2 separate regions of the Homo sapiens genome follow, and region 2 is linked to region 1. Evidence: chromatin contacts called from ENCODE Hi-C or POLR2A ChIA-PET data. All regions are on one chromosome and are shown on one strand. Each heading gives the region's core, a stretch centred on a gene start or an enhancer-like site at or near the end of the contact. The rest is flanking DNA. Distances are from core to core; before and after follow the strand shown. Region 1 overlaps LOC124901138 (a long non-coding RNA gene). Region 2 overlaps CPEB4 (cytoplasmic polyadenylation element binding protein 4).

Region 1 (6,216 bases), core at 2,474-4,973:
GTCCTATAACTATAGAGCCAGACTGGAACCCAGGCAGTCTGGCTTCAGAGCCAGTGTTCTTCATCCTATGCTAGAACCACACAATAAAGAGTGATGTGCTCTTGCATTTTCTCATCTAGCTCAACTTTCAAAAGGTGCTGGCCAAGATCCATGACCCCAATTTTCTGACCCATTTATGGGCTGTGAGCCATGGTTTGTGGAGACTAAAGTGAACCCTGGAAGGAGTGCTCAAGTCCTCCCAGAGAATCAGGAAGAGTGTCACAGGGAGGAGATGCTTGTGTTGGGGCTTCAAGGATGACTTGGAATTTGGCAGATGAAGAAGAAGAAGGGCAGAATAATTCATGAAGAACAAGCATATGCCAATCCCCAAAGTATGAGCAAGCATGGAGGCCTAGGGTCTAGGGATCCCCCATTGTAGAGCAGTGCTCAGGTGTGGTGGAGGCCGAGCAGGTGGTGAGACATGAGACTGGCAAAGACCAGATCACAACAGGCCTTGAATGTCACACGCAAAAGCATGGGCTTTTCCTGAGGGCAGTGGGCATGAATGAATTTGAGCAGGAGAGGGACATGGCCAGTTAGGAAGATCACTGTAGCTCTAGGGTGGATGGCCGCCTGGACAGGGAGAAACTCAAGGCTAGGAGACAGTGTAATCAATAAACCTGGCCAATGGTTGCAAAGGCTGTCAGTCATTGGGCATAATCAACAGGGTTTGGGGTTTTTGCCCAGCACACCAGTGTGTGACATGGAGCTTCATCTACCCAGAGGGATGTCTTTGTCTCATTCACCCACAGACACTTTACAGGATGGTGGTGGTCCTGACTTGTGCTAGTCAATGGGAGTTGGGACAGGGCTGAACTGAGCAGTGGTATTTGAGGAAGCGATGGGAGATTAGTCGCATGAGATAGAATGAGGCAAAGTAATCTGGTGGCCAACCAGCGTCAGGGCTGAGGGAGAGCAGAGAGGTGGGAATGGTGCTCAGGTTTCTGTCTTGCTCAACGAAATAAACCTTTAATCCTTTACTTTTACACAAGGGGTTGGCAAACTTTTTCTATAAAGAGCCAGATGGAAAATACTTTAGGCTTTTCAAGCTCTGTGGTCTCTGTCATAGCGACTCCACACTGCCATTTTATTGCTAAAGCAGCCACAGACAACACATAAATGAACTGTGTTCTAACAAAACTTTATTTAACAAAACAGGCAAGGGGCCAGATTTGGCCCTAGGGCTGTCATTTGTTGACCCCTGTACTATACCATGAGGTAAGCAAAGTGCCAAGTAGACTGCCAACTAGGTGTGCCAGGTTGCTATTAAGTGAGAGAAAGGCAAGAACCCTTCTCAGACACAGAGGAACTATCTATCTCTCCTTGAGGGTGCTTCATGATCATAAAAAGATCCATCTGAAATTGTAGAGTAATTCCAACATCTAGCCCTGGGAAACCAGCTCTGGCAGGATGGAGGCAGGGTGTCTAGCCAGACGCTCAGTCTCTGTTACAGTCAGAGTGGAGGTCCTGGTCTGATACTACCATTGGGTACAAATGCAACACAATAGTAACACTAGCAAAACTTCATTAAATATTCTTTCTACACCAGCAACTGATCTCATTTAATTCCAACAAAAACCAGCAGGGCAAGTAGGTACTATTACACATCCCCGTTTTACAGATGATTAGACTGAGGCCCAAAGAGGCTCAATACCTCACCCACATCATATGGCTAGCAAGTGGCAGAACTGAGGCTTGCAACTCAGGCAGTCCAATCCCAGAGCCTGACTTGCCAACCACTCTCCAAAACGGAGGCCGTCAAGCCACATGGATGCCCACTGCCATCACGGCAAACCCACATGCTAGACCTGACACTCAGGCTGAAGCTACTCAAGGACTTGGGAACCTTTTGTCCTCTGGCCTGCGTGGTGCAGTTGTTGAAAACAAGCAGATGCAGGGAGACAGACCCATCTGCTTCAAAACCAACATCAGCAGCCACAGAGGAGGCACAGCTCTCTGAAATCTCTTCTATTAAGCCAAATGGTTGTCAGAATTAGTTCGGATGAACTGAATATATTTATATGTGAAGGTATTGCTGGAGGGTGTGGGGGCAGAAAACGAATGATCTCTGTGTGCTTGCTCTGCAAACATCCACCGAGGACTGCTGGATACCCTGTCCCTGACCTCCTGGAGGGCACCCTCTGGGAGGCGGCCAGGCACAGAAGCAGACGGTTCAAATGCCCTGGACGTCATGCACAGTGGGGTGAATGCAGGGTGCACTGGGGACACAGAGCAGGGATATCTGCCTTAGCCTGGGCACAGGAACCTGGATCCAAGCCCAGATTGGCTGAAGGGTCGAGTGGCAGCCAAGGATATTCCAGGCAGGGGGAACAGCATCTTCAAAGACAAGGGGGATTTGAGGTTTTGCTGAAGGTGAAGACGTCATGTAGAAAGGATCCAGTTGGAGAGACTGGGGACAGGTACTAGGGAAGTCTGCCACCCAGCCAGCTGGCCTGGACCACTGTAGGCCAGAGGCCACCTTGTTCTCAGCTCCTCTCTGCAACTAGAACAGCCTCTGAGTTCTAGATGAAACGCAAGGTGCTTGCCAAGAATGCGGTAATGCCAAGAACACTCTGCTGAGGTTGCATCTTGAAATAGTAAAAACGAGAGATAGTAAATCACTGCTGTCACACTATGCATTCATTATACCTGCGCTTGCAGAGGTTTAATTTGCTACACTCACTGAAAGTGTGAAAGTGGGCAGACATTAATATTGCTGTCAGCCCCTTTGTAGTATTAAAAATGTTAACAGCTCCCGTTTTAGGGGCCCTCACATTGGCCAGCACATTGCCTTAGTGCTTTATATATGATGCTATCCTATTTAACAGAGGGACAATCTGAGGCTCAGAGAGGTCCAGGAACTTGCTCAGTGTCGTATGTTGAGGAAAGGAAGAAGTCAGGGCCCAAACCCACATCTCCCTGACATCTGCGCCCAGGGTCCTCCCTCTGGGCCCCCTTGCCTTGACATCCTATGATTTAAGGACTTTGTGGATTTCTGAAAACGTTTTCATCTATTGTTATATTTGCCCCTCCAAGGAACCTTCTCATAAGGTAAGGAATCTTGGCTCAGAGAGCTAAACTGTCTTCTCCAAGGTCACACAGCTTTTGAAGGGGCAGACTGGAGACTTGAACCGAGCTCTCACCACTGCAAAGCCAAAGCTGTCTCTTTACCATGGCTCCCAAGTTCACAGCAAAGAAAATGGACAGCTAACATTCCATGCAGCTATGATTTTTTTTTTTGTTCTTTTTTTTTTGAGACAGTCTTGCTCTGTCGCCCAGGCTGGAGTGCAGTGGCGCTATCTCGGCTCACTGCAAGCTCCGCCTCCCGGGGTCACACCGTTCTCCTGCCTCAGCCTCCCGAGTAGCTGGGACTACAGGCGCCCGCCACTACGCCCAGCTAATTTTTTTTGTATTTTTAGTAGAGACGGGGTTTCACCGTTTTAGCCAGGATGGTCTCGATCTCATGACCTCGTGATCTGCCCGCCTCGGCCTCCCAAAGTGCTGGGATTACAGGCATGAGCCACCCGGCCGCAGCTATGATTCTTTAAAAAAAAAAAACCCACACTCGTGTTCTCTTGATCTTTGGCAGGTATTCGTTAAGCAATCAAAAGACAAATACCTAGGAGAGCGGAATGTGCAGGTCACAGCCAGAATGACATCATAAGGAGCAGACTGTGCCAAGTACATTTCATTTCCTCTGACAGGATGGCAGGCTGGGAGATAAAGCCCAAGCCACTGACGTTGTCAGTTCCCTTTGTTCTGAAGGACAAGCTAGATCAGCTCCACAGAAACGACTGAGGACAGAAAAGGAGACAAGTCATGCCACACACCCACAGAGGCACACCCACATAGACCTTCACAGACACACCAACACACACTCACAGGCACAGAGAGACACGCAGACAGGTAGACACACTGAAAGACATATCAAAAGGCACACGTGTATAGAAACACACAAAACACCCACACATCCCCAGAGACACACGTGCAGACTCACAGATACACACACACAAATACACACACACAGTCATGCAAACACACCTGCCTCTCTTCCATGTGTAGTCATGCAAATACACAGACAGGCGCATATACACAGACATTTTACACACTCACAGAAATGGGTGCAGACACACACACACACACAGACACACATACATGCATATATCCACATCACCCCTTGCTGCCTACTCAAACCCCCTCCTCAGTAGTCCCGGAATTATATTCTTCCCACATTGGAGACTTGGGAAAAGGAATACCTCTGGTATTTGTGCATTTTCTTGCCCCTTTCTTGCCTGATGTCTTTATCTCAAAGCTTTGGCAGTCAGCGAGGGAGGAGCTGCCTATACTACTTATTTGTAGTTTTTTGAATGTCTGTCTCCCTTGCCAGCCTGGGAGCCTAGCACAGTGTCTGTCAAGCACGTAGTAGGTGCTCAGCAAATATCTGTGAAATGAATGAATCAAACAAGTCTATATCCTTGGTGTTTAGCACAAGACTTGGCGCAAAATATGTGCTCAACTGAAGTGTGTCAAAAAAAGTAATACATGATTACGTATTATGTATGATTATGAACCACGTTCTGTTATATGCCAGGCACCTCTATGACTTCATTTTATCCTCTCCAGACCAAGAAATAGACACCAATTTCTAGACTAGGAAAATGAGACCCAAGGAAGTTAAATAAGTTACCCAAGTTTCCCAGATTCCTGGGGAAGCCATTCAAAGCCAGGCCTCTGATTGCTAAACTGACACTCAAAACAACAACTGTAGACTCTACGAAGAAATGGATGAATGAATTTTTCCCTGTGTGACACAACTCAGTGATGACCTCCACAGCCGGCTGTGACTTATCCAGGTGTGAGGTAACTCTGGAGAATGAACCGTCACGTTGTCTTCAATCCCAGGGTGACGGCTCAGTCTCCAGCCTCTGTCTGGAACCTTCCATGGGATTGTATTTTGAACATATTACATTACATTTACAGATACATATAGTGGATATCCATAGATCTATATCTATATATAGATATAGATATCCAAAAGCTGCTGATGTTTGCATTTCTGCGTGCTTCCTCTCAGCTTACACACACGCACACGCACAAAGCACATATATATTATATATATGTTTGTGTATTATATTACTATATATCTGAACATTTGTCGTTTGAGGCCCATTCTAGCCCCAGATGTTTTTCTTCTATGTTTGTGTAAACCACACAGCCCCACCCAGAATCTGTCAAATATTTTCATTTCCTTTGCCTTGGTACAATCCGTGGGTTTAAAACTCAACCAACCTGTAGGCCAATTAAGCTACTTTGCATAACAGCTGCTTTTGGCAGTGATGGATGGTGCCTGGTTGAGCATCTTGCGAATCCCGAAAGGCTCCTACCTCTGTATTATCTGCATGCCTGAGACCTGCTCAGATTCCCCTCTTTGGCCCCCTCACCCCCACAGTTTCCCTGAAAAAAGGAGGGCTGTGCAGAGAACCTTTGCCTCTGTCTGGGACAGGCAGAATATGGATAGAGACACAGAGCACAGAGGTCAGACTCTTTCCCCACAAAGGAAAATAAAAATGTCCGGCGGTAGTGGCCTCCTGGTAGGCAGGGGGCCAGGGCAGGCGGTGGTGACTCATCAACACCAGGCGGCCTGACTCAAGGCAGAGCAAGAGAGTGTCTCCGGCTCCTGTAATGAGCTCCACACTTACTCATAGCTTTGCCAGGCTAAGCACGGAGACATCTGAGGGCAAGGGAGGCTCTATTTCTGATAGCTTGACCCCAAAGATGACGTAGGTTGTTGTCTATCACTTTCTTTAAAAAAATCACTCTGTTGTGGCCAGGCACAGTGGCTCACGTGTGTAATCCCAGCACTTTGGGAGGCCGAGGCGGACAGATCACCTGAGGTCAGGAGTTTGAGACCAGCCTGACCAACATGGAGAAACCCCGTCTCTACTAAAAATACAAAAATTAGCCGCGTTTGGTGGTGGGTGCCTGTAATCCCAGCTACTCAGGAGGCTGAGGCAGGAGAATTGCTTGAACCTGGGAGACAGACATTGTGGTAAGCCGAGATCATGCCACTGCACTCCAGCCTGGGCAACAAGAGTGAAAGTCCATCTCCAAAAAAAAAAAATCACTCTGTCGCTTCCCAGTTGCACACTCTATTCACTGGGGAGCCCTGCGTGAACA
Region 2 (5,614 bases), core at 2,947-5,446, 190 kb before region 1:
ACTGCAAGTTTTATTTTGCATTCTGCAGAGGTCTGTGTATGGAGAAGTATATATATTATACCAAAGCGCAGGGACCAGAAGGGGAAAGGAGAGGGTTCCTTTACATAGAAAATAATCAGAAACACTTTATTTTACATTGCAAAAATCACCATGTAATTACTCTGTAACTACATTGTAAGTACATGGCTGGCGCCATGCTAGTGCGCTAGAACTACATGCTTGGTGAATTGAAGTGATGCCCTACAATCTGTAAACTAATTACATGTTAATTATGTTTGAGTTACATGGTAACTCCCAACTACAATCCCATGTAATCTGAAGAACATGTAATCATAAAGTTCAGAGTAATAGATAATCATTGTTTATGCCCTGTAAATTGAAGTGTAACCAATAATCTGTAAACACACTTGTCACACAATCACAAGTAAATATTAGTAGAATAACAATTTCTTACATTAGTCATGCACACTAACATTACACACCTGTCCCAAGGCAGGCTATTTTTTTTCCTTATATATAATTTAAAAGAGCAGACATCTCTGAATCAAACACTTAACATCAATTTATTAATATTAAAAATGGCTAAACATTCACCAAAAATGTCTGCATTTTATGAATAATTTTAAAAACTTAGTAAGAAGCTGTAGACAATTTTGTTATTTTAATTTCTACCTTATGCTTATGCATTTAATTTTTTTTTTAGGAACTACAGTGTTATCTGTCATTTTCATGCGAATTTTTTTCATTAATTTGTGACTTTACATAGACTATTTCTTAAATTATAGGTACACCAATAGCTGGTGCTGGGGAAGGATGTTTAAGCAACATGCTTTCTCTTCTCTGCAGACTCTAAAATAGCATTGCCAGTGCACGACATTCATAATTTAAAATGTATGCAGAGCACTGAAATGTATAAAAAGCAGAATATAAGAAAATAAAATTTATTAAAATTATTTATATTAAAAAATGAAGTATATGAAGATCTCTCAGTAATAAAAGTACAAAAAGCTACTCTTTGCAATATGAAAAATTGAGGTATTGCATAAAGAGATATCCCGTCAGTGAAAAGTGTGCCTAAAAATGTTCACTGTTGGAAAAACAAGATATACAAAAGTAGTGCATAACAAATATACATTATGTGCATGACAAAATAAGTTAGCTACAAAAACACTGTACCGAAATTCAGCAGGTCATGTACAAAGGGAAAAATTATTATTCAAAGCTAGTTCTCAAACAGTGTTATTTCTTGTTAACTCATCACACCTGTTTACTGAGTAGGAACAGCACGATAGCACACCCCAAGCCACCTACAAGCATTTAAAAGAGTAAAAAGAGGCAAATGAACATTCCAATTAGAATCATGTAGTTCAGGAGAAAAGAAAAAAAAGTCCCTGACCAGCTACACAAGAGCACCCTCCATTCGCATGACTGCTTTCAGTATTTGCAGGGAATTCTTTAAAAGCAGCTCCCTTTCTATGTTTGAATATTAGACAGCAAATGCCTCCATTTTGACCTTTGGAACTTAACAGGTATAGTTCATTAAAGCCTGTATTAAAAGTAAAGGGCTGCTTTTCCTAAAGATCATCCATAGGGGTCATAAGCCAGGTGGTTCCACAGCAGTGCTGGGGCAAGTCTTTGGTTTTGAAGGATCCAAGATGGTACTGTTAGGTAGCGCAACTAGCAAGATTGCCATTCGATCATATTATTTCATGTTTTGCCCACTGATAATAAACCTTTTAATGATGGATAGGGCATTTAATAAGAGAATGTCAATTAAAATAAAAGTTACTTCCATGACTAGGGCTTCAAGAGACTATTTTAAATTTACCCCTGAAGCATACTGTTCAACACATAACGCCTTTCAAAGCTAGAATTTTATTTATAATAAAGCATGCATTACTTGATGAAGTTGGCACTTCAAACACTGACTATGTCCCATGCTAAATTCGGAAACTGTAATGTTATTTTAGTTTATAGGAAGAGTAAGATAAACATACGTACCTTTGCACAGATTTACACAGTTACTTAGTTCAACAGTGCAAAACACTTTGCAACTACTTCACTTTTTTTAACTGTTTTTTCATTTTCTATGTTACAACTAAATTACAGGATACCCAAAGTAACTTTAAATCTAAAAGTAAGCCAATCAGCAGCCAAATTATATATTGGTTTTGTCTTCCAGTTTTGGCTACAAGTGTACTGTAACACAAAATCAAAAATGATATCCTTGAGGTATCTCTAGATCTGTTGTTGTTTTTTAACGTCAAAATGGAGAGCAAAGGCTGACATCTGATGAGTATTAGTAAATTAGGATATAGAGTTTATATATAAACATCAAAAATAACATTTATACATTTATTCTTCAGGAGAGGAAATGCTAGGTTTCCCACCAGTTGTCATTAATTCTAGCTTTGGTAGGTTTCCTGGGGCTTTGACCAGATAAGTAAGTTAAATAAATAAGTGCACTCCCCTCAGTAGTAAATTTACCCAATTTTTACATTCTGAATTTTAAAAATTGTTTAAGAGAAAATAAACCTAGCTCTGCCTACTTTACTATTTTTTTTTTATTTTTTCTGATGTGGTGGTAACTTTTTGAGGGATAATGAAATTATGTTCAGCCTCAAAACCCTGAAAATTAATTATAATGCTGCTCAGTCTTGCTTATGCATTTGTTTGCTCTAACATGCTCTTTCCATTAAAAATTGTTAACTTCCTCCATTGCTGTTAAAAAAATTAAAAAGGGATGGAAAAAAGAGAGAGACAAAAAAGATGAAAAAAAAAAAAAAAAGAAAGGAAAAGGCAAAAGCACTTCCCTGGGGGAAAAACTGTCAGATAGACCGATAGTGTTATTGTTGCATGGTTATTTTAATAAAAGTATTCTTATATGTTATATTATTAACAATAATTTAATTAAAAACCCAAAATACTCTATTGTTTCATTTCTCTTTTAATATTTCTCTCTCTCCTCTAAGAAAATGTTGCAGGAAGTTTGGATCCTCTTGGTTTCCAGCAAAACAAGAGAATAAAACTTCCATGCAACCCGATGGCAATACGAAAAAGGAGTTCATATTGTTTGCAGTGACACAAGAATCTACAAAACACCTATATTATAGGTCATTCTTTTCATTATACTATAGTTAAGTTACAGACTGCTACAAAAGGACATGCCAGCGTGAAGAGGTTGAGGAAGGGGTCAGAATGAACAGAAGAGTGCACTTATTCTGAGGCCTGAAAATGAGCACTGCAGTTATCCTTTAGTTCCAGCGGAATGAAATATGCCGAGGGCGGTCACCGCCTTCCTTCACCAGGGGCTTGTGGAATTCCCTGCCAGCACGAGAATGGATAGCAGCCCAGCAATATTCACAGTAATACTGCAGACAGGTAACATTAGCACAGAAAAATGGAGCAAATTTCCCCCCACAACGGGCCCCCTGACATTCATCACACAGCTGATCATCCAAGACATATGGCTTAACTTCCACCTGCAATCAAAAATAAGAGTTTACATTTTTCAGTGACTAGGCCAGCAATGCTTACCATACATGTACATTTCCACCCACTATCTGAATGAATCTGTTCCAAGGTGCCCAAAGAGGAAGGACTAATTATTCATTTACTGAAATATGGATAGTTCATCTTTTAAGAACCTAGTAAGGCTTTTATTATCTATCATTTTACATTTTTTTCTTATTAAATAAACATCCTTTAAAGGAAAAAGGATTTGAGCAGACATCATGAAGTGAAGCCAACTGTTTAGACTAGAATGTTATGAGATTAAACCCACAGGAGATTATTCATAGACATAAACCCTCATTTTAATTAGTGGATCTGGATTTTTGTCATATGTGGAATCATAATTTAAACAAAATCAACTAAGATGATCCAAGTTCCACACAACTGCACTTCAATATTCAAGTTGGTGTGAAGATGCCTGACTACTGCGTCACAAGATTCTGAGCTGTCGTAAAAAGCCTGGCTCGTGGTTTCTATTTATAGTGTACACATGTTGGGTTATAATCACAAACCTGGAACTCTGTTAAAAAAAAAAAAAAAGATGCAGCCATAGGATTCACAGTCTAAAACCCTGCTTTGTTCTTTCTCAGTAAGAATGGTTCACCTGAGTCTAAAAGTCAGAGGTGAATTTCTAAAACTGGGCCTGTTCCAGCGTTCTATCGGCCAACCTGTCATGTGAACCTTTCAAGCATTAACAGTCACCTGGTTATTAATTCATCAGCTAGAAAAGAGCTGGTTATTTTTAGTCTGGAGAGATTCATGGCTGAAACTCCCTTACAGCAGGCTGTCACCAGCACTGGTGCCACCCAGCTCTGACAAGGAATCCTGACCAAGATTAGCCATGAACAAAAGGAGAAGAACATGCAGTGAGTCATGATTGTGATTCTGTGCTCCAGCCTGGGTGACAGAGTGAGACCCTCCCTCTAAAAAAAATTTTTTAACTAAAAAAATAAAAGTACAAAAGGAGAAGAAGAGTGTCACGAAGCCCAGGAAGAGCAGGCATAAGGAGAGCACTGGGCTTCTGGCCTCTAGGCTGCTCCATAATGTCTACAGAGTGACATGAACACTGGGCAAAGGATTTCATTGCAGAGGAACACAAATTCAGTCTGAATTTCTAATGACCAATCCCACAGCTCTGAAACTTATGTTGGAATAAGGCAGTGAGATGTAGGTATTTTTTAGTGTGCATAAAAAACCAAGTAGGCCAGGCATGGTGGGTGGCTCATGCCTGTAATCCCAGCACTTTGAGGGGGTGAGGCAGGTGGATCCCTTGAGGTCAGGAGTTTGAAACTGGCCTGACCAACACGGTGAAACCCTGTCTCCACTAAAAATACAAACATTTGTTGGGCATGGTGGTATATGCCTGTAATTCCACCTACTCGGGAGGCTAAGGCAGGAGAATCACTTGAACCCGGGAGGCAGAGGTTGGAGTGAGCTGAGACTGTACCACTGCACTCCAGCCTGGGTGACGGAGAGAGACTCCATCTCAAACAAACAAAGTAGGCATGTTAACATACTAATCTTGTCCCTCCCCCATGCTTAGAATAGAACAGATACTTTTCTCTTTAATAGATTCACAGTTTGTAGGATGACCACCACTATCTTAAATTTTTTTACTGCCAGTGAAGTAGACTGTACATGACATGAAACATAAAAAGCAAAAACTGCTACTGACTTGATGATTTTTACATCTTGAATTGAGAACAACACGATAAAATCAATCTATTTTAGCACAATGCCTCAGAGTGATGGATATCAAAGTCAGCATGCATGAAAGTGCCAGTGTGCCATGAAATAAAAAGGTGACCCCAAAATATAAATCAATATATTGCTTCCCTCATCAATAAAGGCTTTCTATGAAAAAAAAATCGCCAGCTGGACCAAACATTGTGCCCAGTAATGTGGTTGATTACACATTCTGGTCTAAATTCCTATCTCACTACAAACTAAGTTTACAGACTGGAGGTCAGTCCACAGGCCACACTCTGAGTAGTACTGGCAAGTGATACAGTTCTATCTGCTAGGAAATAAACTCATGAGGACAGGAACTTCTTGCCCTAAGCACTAAAACGTTTGTTGAATACATGAAACACCAAGCTAA

What was found. A loop is a pair of places that touch in the nucleus more often than their neighbours do. ChIA-PET counts read pairs that join two places held with the same protein, here RNA polymerase II (POLR2A). Pooled maps may share reads with other maps.
Region 2: a map of heart right ventricle shows a loop between it and region 1 (4-fold over the local background). The contact joins two enhancer-like sites. A Hi-C loop is called at or near these places in 11 of 168 maps with a recorded cell type or tissue (Caco-2, HepG2, PC-3 and 4 more) and 5 of 50 pooled maps. POLR2A ChIA-PET finds 5 or more read pairs at or near these places in 6 of 52 experiments (A549, Caco-2, HepG2 and 3 more).

What each region holds. Positions count from the first base shown.
Region 1 is chr5:173,764,083-173,770,298 of GRCh38, reverse strand. The region is part of intron 1 of LOC124901138 (a long non-coding RNA gene); the gene reads left to right. Among named protein-coding and RNA genes, the nearest start is that of LINC01484, 21 kb to the right of the region's middle. Within about 2 kb of position 3,723, at least 22 of the 41 ENCODE cell types and tissues checked have a DNase peak (open chromatin) inside an H3K27ac peak, as active enhancers do; they include gastrocnemius medialis, where a contact is called at or near this core.
Region 2 is chr5:173,953,778-173,959,391 of GRCh38, reverse strand. CPEB4 (cytoplasmic polyadenylation element binding protein 4) reads right to left here. Exons shown (of 10, transcript NM_030627.4): 10 at 1-3,482. The coding sequence ends at 3,255. Among named protein-coding and RNA genes, the nearest start is that of C5orf47, 33 kb to the left of the region's middle. Within about 2 kb of position 4,196, at least 6 of the 41 ENCODE cell types and tissues checked have a DNase peak (open chromatin) inside an H3K27ac peak, as active enhancers do; they include gastrocnemius medialis, where a contact is called at or near this core.